Regions from separate parts of the Homo sapiens genome. Here region 1 is linked to region 2. The links are chromatin contacts, found by Hi-C or POLR2A ChIA-PET in ENCODE. All regions are on one chromosome and are shown on one strand. Each heading gives the region's core, a stretch centred on a gene start or an enhancer-like site at or near the end of the contact. The rest is flanking DNA. Distances are from core to core; before and after follow the strand shown. Region 1 has its middle 70 kb from the start of RNF38. Region 2 holds the start of GLIPR2 (GLI pathogenesis related 2).

Region 1 (5,153 bases), core at 2,070-4,569, 330 kb after region 2:
GAGGGTCCATCAGTCAGGTCCCAAAAGTAAAGAGATGGCAAATACAAATCAGAATAATCTGAGAAGGGTTTGTTTATAAAAGAAATAATTACAAAGTAGGGGAATAGAGGCTACAGAAACCATGGGGATGGAACAGAAATCAGGACTAGTAAAGGCAGAACAAGGCTGAGCAACAGTGGCTCACACCTGTAATCCCAGCACTTTGGGATGCCAAGGTGGGAAGACTGAGTGAGCTCAGGAGTTCAAGACTAGTCTAGGAAACACAGCAAGATTCCACCTCTACAAAAAATGTTTAGAAACTAGCCAGTTGTGGTGGCGCACGCCTGTTGTCCCTACTCAAGAGGCTGAGGTGGGAAGACTGCTTGGGCCCAGAAGCTCAAGGCTGCAGTGGGCCATGATCGCACCACTGTACTCCAGCCTGCTGGGCAGAGCAATGTTCTGTCTTAAAAAAAAAAAAAAAAAGGCAGAACAAGTATTGCTTCTAGAAGTGCCAAAGAAGATAGGAGACAGAGATTACCAGAACGCAGAATCCAGGTATATAATACATGCTACCCTGAGAGGTGAAGGGATAAATATTCTGACCTCCTTCTCTGGCCCTTCAATCCAGAGGGCCTAAGAGTTCTTTATCTGGGGCAAAGAGCCAGGTAGAAAAGAGTAGAGGATGGATCTGGAGAGGTAAAGAAAAGATATCCAGCCCAGATTTCTTTTAACTTTTTATAAAATTAAATACATGAGCCTGGCGTGGTGGCTCACGCCTATAATCTCAGCACTTTGGGAGGCCGAGGCAGGTGGATCACTTGAGGTTAGGAGTTTGACACCAGCCTGACCAACATAGGGAAACCCCGTCTCTATTAAAAATACAAAAATTAGCCAGGTGTGGTGGCGGGTGCCTGTAATCCCAGCTACTCGGGAGGCCGAGGCATGAGAATTGCTTGAACCTGGGAGGCAGAGGTTGCAGTGAGCCGAGATCATGCCACTGCACTCCAGCCTGAGCAACAAGAGCAAAACTCTGTCTCAAAAAATAAAAAAAAATTAGGCCAGGCACAGTGGTTCACACCTGTAATCCCAACACTTTGGGAGGCTGAGGCGGGTGGATCACAAGGTCAGGAGTTCAAGACCAGCCTGACCAATACGGTGAAACCCTGTCTCTATTAAAAATACAAAAATTAGCTGGGCATGGTGGCAGGTGCCTGTAGTCCCAGCTACTCAGGAGGCTGAGGCAGAAGAATTGCTTGAACCCAGGAGGCGGAGCTTGCAGTGAGCTGAGATCGCACCACTGGACTCTGGCCTGGGCGACAGAGCAAGAGTCCATCTCAAAAAAGTAAAACCTTACACAGAAACCTGAAGTCCCACCCTCCATAATCCTGGATCCTTCTCTCCAGAAGTAATCATCTTTGTTATCAGTTAGGTGGGGTTTACTGTTGGCCCTTTCTATATAGAGAGAGAGACATATCACAGTAAAATACAGAGAAGTGTTTTATGGAGTGCTATTCATTTAACATGAATGGTATTACTCTACTACTTTGTTCAATCTTTTTTTTCCCCCACTATTTTCAGTTCAGTTAGAAAATAATGTTCAAGGGCCAGGCACAGTGGCTCACACCTATAATCCCAGCACTTTGGGAGGCTGAGGTGGGCGAATCACCTGAGGTCGGGAGTTTGAGACCAGCCTGACCAACATGGAGAAACCCCATCTCTACTAAAAATACAAAAAATTAGCCAGGCGTGGTGGCATATGCCTGCAATCCCAGCTACTCGGGAGGCTGAGGCAGGAGAATTGCTTGAACCCGGGAGGTGGAGGTTGTGGTGAGCCAAGATGGCGCCATTGCACTCCAGCCTGGGCAACAAGAGCAAAACTCCATCTCAATAAAAAATAAAAAATATATATAATGTTCAAAGCCTGGTGCGGTGGCTCACACCTGTAATCTCAGCACTTTGGGAGGCCAAGGCAGGTGGATCACTTGAGCCCAGGAGTTTGAGACCAGCCTGGCCAACATGGCGAAAACCCGTCTCTACTACAAAATACAAAAAATTAGCCGGGAGTAGTGGCACCCACCTGTAGTCCCAGCTACTTGGGAGGCTGTGGAGGGAGGGTCACTGGAGCCTGGGGAGATCGAGACTGCAGTGAGCCAGGATCATGCCACTGCACTCTAGCCTGAGTGACAGAGTGAAACCCTGTCTCAAAACAAAAACAAAGAAAAAGGAAATAATGCTCAAGAAGCCAGGATGAGATGGATGGGCTTGATTCTCCTCGGTTGTTTCTACTCCACCACAGTGGCTCTCAGAACACACCCTGCCCTTCATGTGCATTAGCATCACCTAGGAACCTGTTTAAAATGAAATCTGCAGGCCCCACCCAGTGAGGTGAATCAAAAGCACTGGTGGGGGTGTCCAGCTTTTAAAGTCTAAGAACCACTACTCTACCTCCTGGTACTCAAAACTTTCTTCACCATCACCTGATGCCTTGCCAGAAATCGGCATTTTAACAAGATCCCCCTGGTCTACCTCAGGGCCACAAACCATAAGCCCCAATCCATAATGCTTCGCACCCATCCACACAGTGTCTGAGTGGTTTCTGGGAATGGGAAGTAGGGGAGGCCCACTGAAAGAGCAGTGGTTTTTCTCTCTTTGAATATGAATCTATCACTTACCAATCCTGTGGGAAAAACAGCACTGCATGCCCTAGTTAGACAAGAGTATGTTGTGTGTGTGACAGAAAGCACACAACTACCATTAAACTGCCATGGAAATTTATTCCGCTTAGATGTCACTGTTATGTTATAAGCTATTTTTCTTTTAAAATAAGGGAATTTCAATTTTAACCCCAGGCATAATAAAATTAACAAGATTGTCTAACCTTTGTTTGTATTGCTAATATTGTAGCAGGAATCTGTCACCTTAAAACAAACCAACCAAGGGGATATACCTTACCTTCTCTGCTCGAACAAGGACACCTTCACCAACATCTAGCCCCCACTTCCATGCAGCAGCCCCCATCTCCATACAGCATGGAGGAAGGAAAACTATTTCCAGTATTCCACCTTTAACTTCCTGCTGCCTCCCTCAAAGACTCATAGATTTTATTTCAAAATCTGAACCCGAAGGCCCCTAACTCCATCTCTCCCTTTGCTTCTCTCTCATTTTCCTCCACTGAGACTTCTCTGGTCTGTGGTACTGCAAACATGTCGGCTCTTCCAGCAAATCTACAGGTGAACTACGTACATATTTATGCCTAAGAATTGTACTGTCTCACTGCTCATTCCAGCTTGACTCAGCCTAACACAACGATGTGCTTTTTTAAGGCACTTCCAGTTTCACTTCTAGCTCCTACCAGGCTTCCGCCCCGCCCCAATGCAACATAGCCCCCTCAGTTTCCCAGACCCAGGAAGTAGCAAGGTCAATTCTGTGAGGCCCATATCCAATTTGACTTGCCTCTCTCTTCTTAAAGCAATCTTGGAATTAAAATTTCTAAAGCCCCCTTTCAATTTAATAACTTTTCTTCCATAGAAACAAGAGGTTTTAATCAAGCCTTAAAAATAAATTTGAGCCTTGTGTTTTTAATCACATAGCATTGGGAAAAATAATATAACTATTCTACCAAATTTCAAAAGGAAACATGTTTACATCTCAAATGTGCTACAAAAAGATCCTGGTATGGTAAAACTAGTTTGATTTCGACTCCCACCCCAACCTTTTTTAAACTTCTCCAACACAGTTCCAGAATAACTTGTCAAAATCACTTCTGAAGCGGTAATCCCAGCTACTCCAGAGACTGAAGTGATCGCCTGAGCCCAGGAGTTCCAGGCCAGCCTGGGCAAAATAGTGACTCTTATCTCAAAATAACAAAACAAAACTCACCCTGTCAATTAGACTCAAAAGATGTATAGTACTAACTAAACATTCCAGAGTCAAATTGTAACTTCAGTTTTTATCTCAACACAGAATTTATGAGTTGCACATAAATTTACTTTACTTCTTTTTAGAAATGGAGTCTTGCTATGTTGCCTGGGATGGTCTCAAACATCTGGCCTCAAGTCATCCTCCCACCTCAGCCTCCCAAGTAGCTGGGATTACAGGTGAGCCACCGCATCCAATTTACAAATTCACTTTAAAAAGTCAAATCTTTTCACTTCTTGCTTTGCTTCTTGGATTTGTTTGGGGAAGAGGAATGTTTCTTTTTTTTAGCAAATAATGGTAGCTTTTACTTGAAGCTTTAAAATATCAATTTTAAAAAAACAATTTTAAAATAACAATTTGTTTTCAACTATATATGCAGTTTTAATAAAAATATTAGATAATTCGATTACAAGAGTTCTTGACTTACATTCCTGCCATTAGCAAAGACAGTCAACAATGTCTTAAGAGCCACCAAACATATCAATCTCTAGATATGGTCTAAACCTAAGGTTATTTTAAAAACTAAGAACAGTGAGTGTGTAGAAACTCTTCAATTATCTGGATTAATCAGCTTTTATCCTGCCTGTATAGAATCAATGTCTTCCTCCTATGAATTCCACAGTTTAGTAATTATGAAAGGCAGAGAATTCATTTTTCCTTCCTAGGTATCCATAAACCAAGCTTCTCTAACCCATAGCCCAGGATGGCTTTCAATGCAGCCCAACACAAATTCATAAATTTCTTCAAGTGTATTTCATGTGTGGTCCAAGACAATTCTTTCAACATGGCCCAGAGAAGACAAAAGATTGGACATCCCTGGCCAGCAGTTAGCAGCACTCAAAGAAAAAACAGGCCTTATTCCAAAAGTTCATATAATCTGGCTTTGACCTTAGAAGCCCATTTTGCCATAGATCATTTTCTAAATGGTACGTTCCCAGGATGGCCCACCAATACCTATTAAGCCCACAATACAGATGAGATACTGAACTACCAAGCCCAGCCAAGAAGTTTTTCTTCATCTGTTTAAGTGCCCAAACAAGCACTCAGTTAAGATCTAATGTTGAGAATCACAGAGCATGGGATCTTTTCTAAGAAGTAACTTAAATATGCCTGATTTATAGAGAATCCAGGGCTGGGTACGGTGGCTCATATCTGTAATCCCAGCACTCTGAGAGACCGAGGTGGGTGGATCACCTGAGGTCAGGAGGTGGGTGGATCACCTGAGGTCAGGAGTTCAGGACCAGCCTGGCCAAGAT
Region 2 (4,608 bases), core at 1,323-3,822:
AGGGCACTGAGGCAGCAGAATTGCTTGAACCTGGGAGGTGGAGGTTGCAGTGAGCCAAGATCAAGACACTGTACTCCAGCCTGGGCAACAGAGGGAGACTGCATCTCAAAAAGAAAAAAGAAAATAATGTTATCAAGTATGAATGGTATTAATACAAATTAAAAGGCAGATATTGTCAGACAGGATTTAAAAAAAAGACCTAACTGCATCTTGTCAACTATAAGATGTCTATTTTAAATATAAAGAAACGGTTAAAAGTTAAAAGATGGAGTAGTGGTGGCTGGGCGGGGTGGCTCACGCCTCTAATCCCAACACTTTGGGAGGCCAACGTGGGTAGATCACTTGAGTTCAAGGCCAGCCTGGCCAATATGGTGAAACCCCGTCTCTACTAAAAATACAAAAAATTAGCTGGGCATGGCGGCACATGCCTGTAATCCCAGCTACTTGGGAGGCTGAGGCAGGAGAATTGCTTGAACCCAGGAGGTGGAGGTTGCAGTGATCCGAGATCGCACCACTGCACCCCAGCCTATGAGACAGAGCGAGACTGTCTCAAAACACACACACACACACACACACACACACACACAAAGACAATACATTGGGTCAATCACTCTTCTTTGTGTCTGACCTTTGTGGCCATTTGTCTCTTGTGTCTGATGCCTGGACAGCGACTCCCTCTCCAACTAGCCCACGGCCCTTGGTCGGGGTTGACTTTGGCACTGCCCTAACACCCTCCATTCAGCACCCTGTTCCTTCATGTGCCTGCTGCTAAGGTTATGAATTTCTAAGTTAGGAAATGCATCCACTCTCAGCCCCTCTCACCTCCAGTCCTCAGACCTCAAGGTGTCAGTGAAACATGGTGGTCCCAGATGGGCTTCCCTCTGCGTGCAGTGAGCAGCCCGCTGAGCCTCACTGTCTCCACCCACGGCCTTAAAGTTTTTGTTATGTGAAATACAGCCTTCTAGAGATTCTAGGGGCAACATGGAATTCTTCCTACTGTGTTTATTTGATTATTTCAATAGGCATTTGTTGACAAAATGGGAGAGGGAATTGAATAGAGGGGGTTAGATCCCCACCTAGCACCAGGAGTCCCTTTTGTTTGTTTATAGAGATGGGAGGGGGGGTCTCACTATATTGCCTCAGGCTGGTCTTGAACTCCTGGGCTCAAGAATCCTCCCACCTCCGCCTCCTGAAGTGCTGGGATTACAGGCGTGAGCCACCGCACCCAGCCCCAGGAGTCCCTTTTGAATCAGGGTTGGGCACCAATTTGACCCATACTGAATACTTTAGGTGACTGTAACACAATGGTAAAAATTTGCATATATAAACAGATGTAAACATAGAAACATAGTAAAAATATGGTATCATAATCTCTTGGGACTACCACAGTATATGTGGTCTGGCATTGACTGAAATGTCATTACTCATGACGGTACTAAAATACAGTAGGTGTATTTGCCTGACATGGGGAAAGGAATAGAGAGCACAGTGCCCAGCCATCGCCCTGCGGGACATTCGTAAGCCGTTGGTATTACAAATTCTAGCCTTATCATCAGTGGGTCAGCTCACTTCAGTGCCCATTCATTGAAAAGCCTTAAAATTCGCTTCCTTCATTTGGGGTGTACTGAGCCCCTTCCCCAGAAAGGAGCGCTTGCGGGAAGTCTGGCACAGGTGACTAGGGCTGTGCGGTCAAGTAAGTGCACTTCTCCCACGGGGCAGGGGCCATGGGTGGGACCACATCTCCCCAGTACCTGGTGTGTGCTGCTCCCAGGGTCAGGGCACCTGGCAGTTGGAAAGACCGGCCGACCCCGAGGGATGGGCAGCACTGGAATGGTGGCTCCAGGGCCAGCACTCCCGGAGGAGGGACCGCCTGAGGAAAGGCAGGGAGGTGGGAAATCCCAGAACATGTTTGGGGAATGACAAGACATCTAGTTTGACTGGAGTATGGGGAAAAGGTGGGGCGTTGGGGAGACAGGTCTGGGGCCAGACTGCAGGGGTGGGAATTGGCTTGGTCTGGGAGGCAATGAGGGGCGAGTGGACGGGTCAGAGGCGGCGGCGCTTCCACCCCGACTGGCATTAGAGGGCGTGTCCTAGGAGAGGAGCATCCCCCTCCCCGGACCAGCCGCCCTCCGGAGCCCAGAGTCACCGGAGATGGGGGCACACCCCGGGGCTGCGTGTGTCGTGTCAGGCCGCGGCAGGGAGAGGCCGTCCCCTGGTGGCGCCGGCCGGAACGCCCCTCGTGCCGCGACCGCGCGCCCCTCTGTCCTCGCCGCGCGTCGGCGCAGAGCAGCCACCCGGGGCCCAGCAGGCGCGGGCTTCCCCACGCGCCCCGGGAAGGGACAGCTCGGTGTGGGGTCCGGGAGGCTTGAGCCCCGCGGCCGCATCCGGGGAGCCCTCGGCAGTCGCGGAGCTGCTTCCCAGGGGTGAGCTCTCCGGGAGGCCCACGGGGTGGCCCCGGGCGCCTCCGCCCTCAGCTGTCGCTCCTTATAAGGCGGGGGCCGGGCGGCGCCGGAGGAGGGGCCGCGGCATCAGCCCGGTCCTGGGCTCTGGGGCGGCGCTGGGCCGGGCGAGCGCAGTGCAGCGCAGCCGCGGGGAGCGAGGAGCGCGCGGAGCCGGCCATGGGCAAGTCAGGTGAGCCCGCGGGCTCGCCCGCTGCGGAATGGTTCGGAACCCCGCGCTCCCGGACCTCGCCGTCTCCCTCGTCCGCCGCAAGCCAGGTCCTGGGGAGTGCGGGAGCCCGGGGTGCGGGTGGAGGGCGCGCGGGCGGAGCGCCCCGGCGCGGTTTCCGGGGAACCCGGGGGGAAGGCGAGCCCGAGGGAGGCCCCCGCCGGAGAGCCGGGGATCGCGCCAAGTTGGGCTTCCCGACCCTGAGGGGCTGCGCGCCGCGGCCCGCCAAGGCGTGGCTTCTGCTTTGTTTCAGGAGGCCAGACTTAGAGTTGGAAAAGTCACCAAAGTGTGACAACAGCTCTCGCTGCGAAGCAGTTTGCCCCGCTCGGCTGTCCCGAGGACAGCCCTGAGCATCCCCCTCATCCATTTGTTGTTCCTTCTCTCCTGAGCGCCCGCGCCGTGCCGGGCTCCCCCTGTGCTAGGCTCGGTCTGGCTCCCTTTCTCCTGGGGCACCCCATCCTCTCTACTGTGGCTGTCGGGATGAACTTTCTGCAGCGCAGCTCTCCTCCTGTCGCTCCCTAACACCTTCCTCACCATTGTCCTCAGAGTGAAAGGACACACTCCAGTCCTGCCTTCGGGCCCCTGGGAGTGGGTCCCTAGCCCTTACCTCCGCCCTACACTAGAGCTGTCCAGAAGCTGGTGCACAGGTCCCTTCCCCTAGGTTTCCTTGCCGGGCCTTCACCACCCCAACTCTCAGCCTGAAAATCCCATCCCTCTAGGCTCAGCTCCTGGGCTGGAGCCCATCTGTGATTCCCCCCGGGAGGGAGCGCCCAACCTGGTGTTTTCCTCGCTGCAGCCCTTCCTGTAGTGGGCCGGGGACAAGAGTTCAGCCATAGACCTGTTTCCCACCGGGTCCTCACCCCTGGCTGCCAGGGGCCGTGTTTATCTCAGCATTGCTTCTGCCTCACAGGAGGCTCTTAGAGAACAGCTGTTGAACAGGATTCAGAAGTCCTGCTTCATCCGGATTGTCCACTTCAGATGAGTAAGGCTAGGTCCCTTCTAGGATCTGTCCTCCAAGATCTGGACTCAGGAGATGCCAGCGCTGGGCGCAAGTGGCTTTCCCTGGCCTTGGTCCTAACCAGCCTTCCTAGGCTGTAGAGGCAGGTCTGGCTTTCAGCCCTGGCCCAGCCAATCACTGGCTGTGTGATACTGAGCAAGCCTCCTTCCCTCTGTTCCTCCCTGTCTGTACAATGAGGGTGGCCGTATGAGCCCTGGGGTTCTTCACAGTATGGAAAGGTGATATAATGGGTTGCCATTTAGTTAACAGGATGACAGATGGTGATGGAGCAAAAGTATGGCAGATGAGAGCGAGTCTTTCGAGATATCTGCTTGGGAAATCAACTCCTTTCTCTGTAGAAATTTGTGGAGAAAATCCACAAATTCCCTTAGGCTACTTTTTTTTTTTCTTTCTTTCTGAGACGTGGTCTCCTTCTGTTGCCCAGGCTGGAGTGCAGTGGTGCGATCTCGGCTCACTGCAACCTCCGCCTCCCAGGTTCAAGTCATTCTCCTGCCTCAGCCTCCTGAGTAGCTGGGATTACAGGTGTGCGCCACCACGCCCAGCTAACTTTTGTATTTTTAGTAGAGACAGGGTTTCACCGTGTTGGTCAGGCTGGTCTTGAACTCCTGACCTCATGATCTGCCTGCCTCAGCCTCCCAAAGTGCTAGGATTACAGGTGCGCCCAGCCTAGGCTACACCTTAATCAGTTGTTTCTGGCATCTTATGTAAGGCACGGTTTTCCAGAACTGCTCATATTCAGCTGTGTGCCCATTCTTCTGTCTGTTCGCCCCTTCCTCCTTCCCTCCCTTGCACTGTCTAGCAGCTCTGTATCAAGCTGTGGACCCAGTGCCGGGGCGTGCATCCACTTGGATTGTGAAAGGAATACATAAAGCTATGTAGGGGATAGACAGGCACTATCTGGCTCGAGTAAGAGGTGGAAAATG

Evidence for each region. A loop is a pair of places that touch in the nucleus more often than their neighbours do. ChIA-PET counts read pairs that join two places held with the same protein, here RNA polymerase II (POLR2A). Pooled maps may share reads with other maps.
Region 1: a loop to region 2 is called in a pooled map, with 3 times the contacts of the local background. The contact joins the enhancer-like site here to the promoter of GLIPR2 in region 2. A Hi-C loop is called at or near these places in 1 of 168 maps with a recorded cell type or tissue (naive thymus-derived CD4-positive, alpha-beta T cell) and 9 of 50 pooled maps. POLR2A ChIA-PET finds 5 or more read pairs at or near these places in 3 of 52 experiments (AG04449, H1 and activated naive CD8-positive, alpha-beta T cell).

The regions. Positions count from the first base shown.
Region 1 is chr9:36,467,797-36,472,949 of GRCh38, forward strand. It overlaps a transcript of RNF38 not described here. Among named protein-coding and RNA genes, the nearest start is that of RNF38, 70 kb to the left of the region's middle. Within about 2 kb of position 3,320, at least 30 of the 41 ENCODE cell types and tissues checked have a DNase peak (open chromatin) inside an H3K27ac peak, as active enhancers do.
Region 2 is chr9:36,134,161-36,138,768 of GRCh38, forward strand. It overlaps GLIPR2 (GLI pathogenesis related 2), which reads left to right and starts at 2,573. Exons shown (of 5, transcript NM_022343.4): 1 at 2,573-2,631. The coding sequence starts at 2,619. RefSeq lists silencers at 2,225-2,794, 2,825-2,874.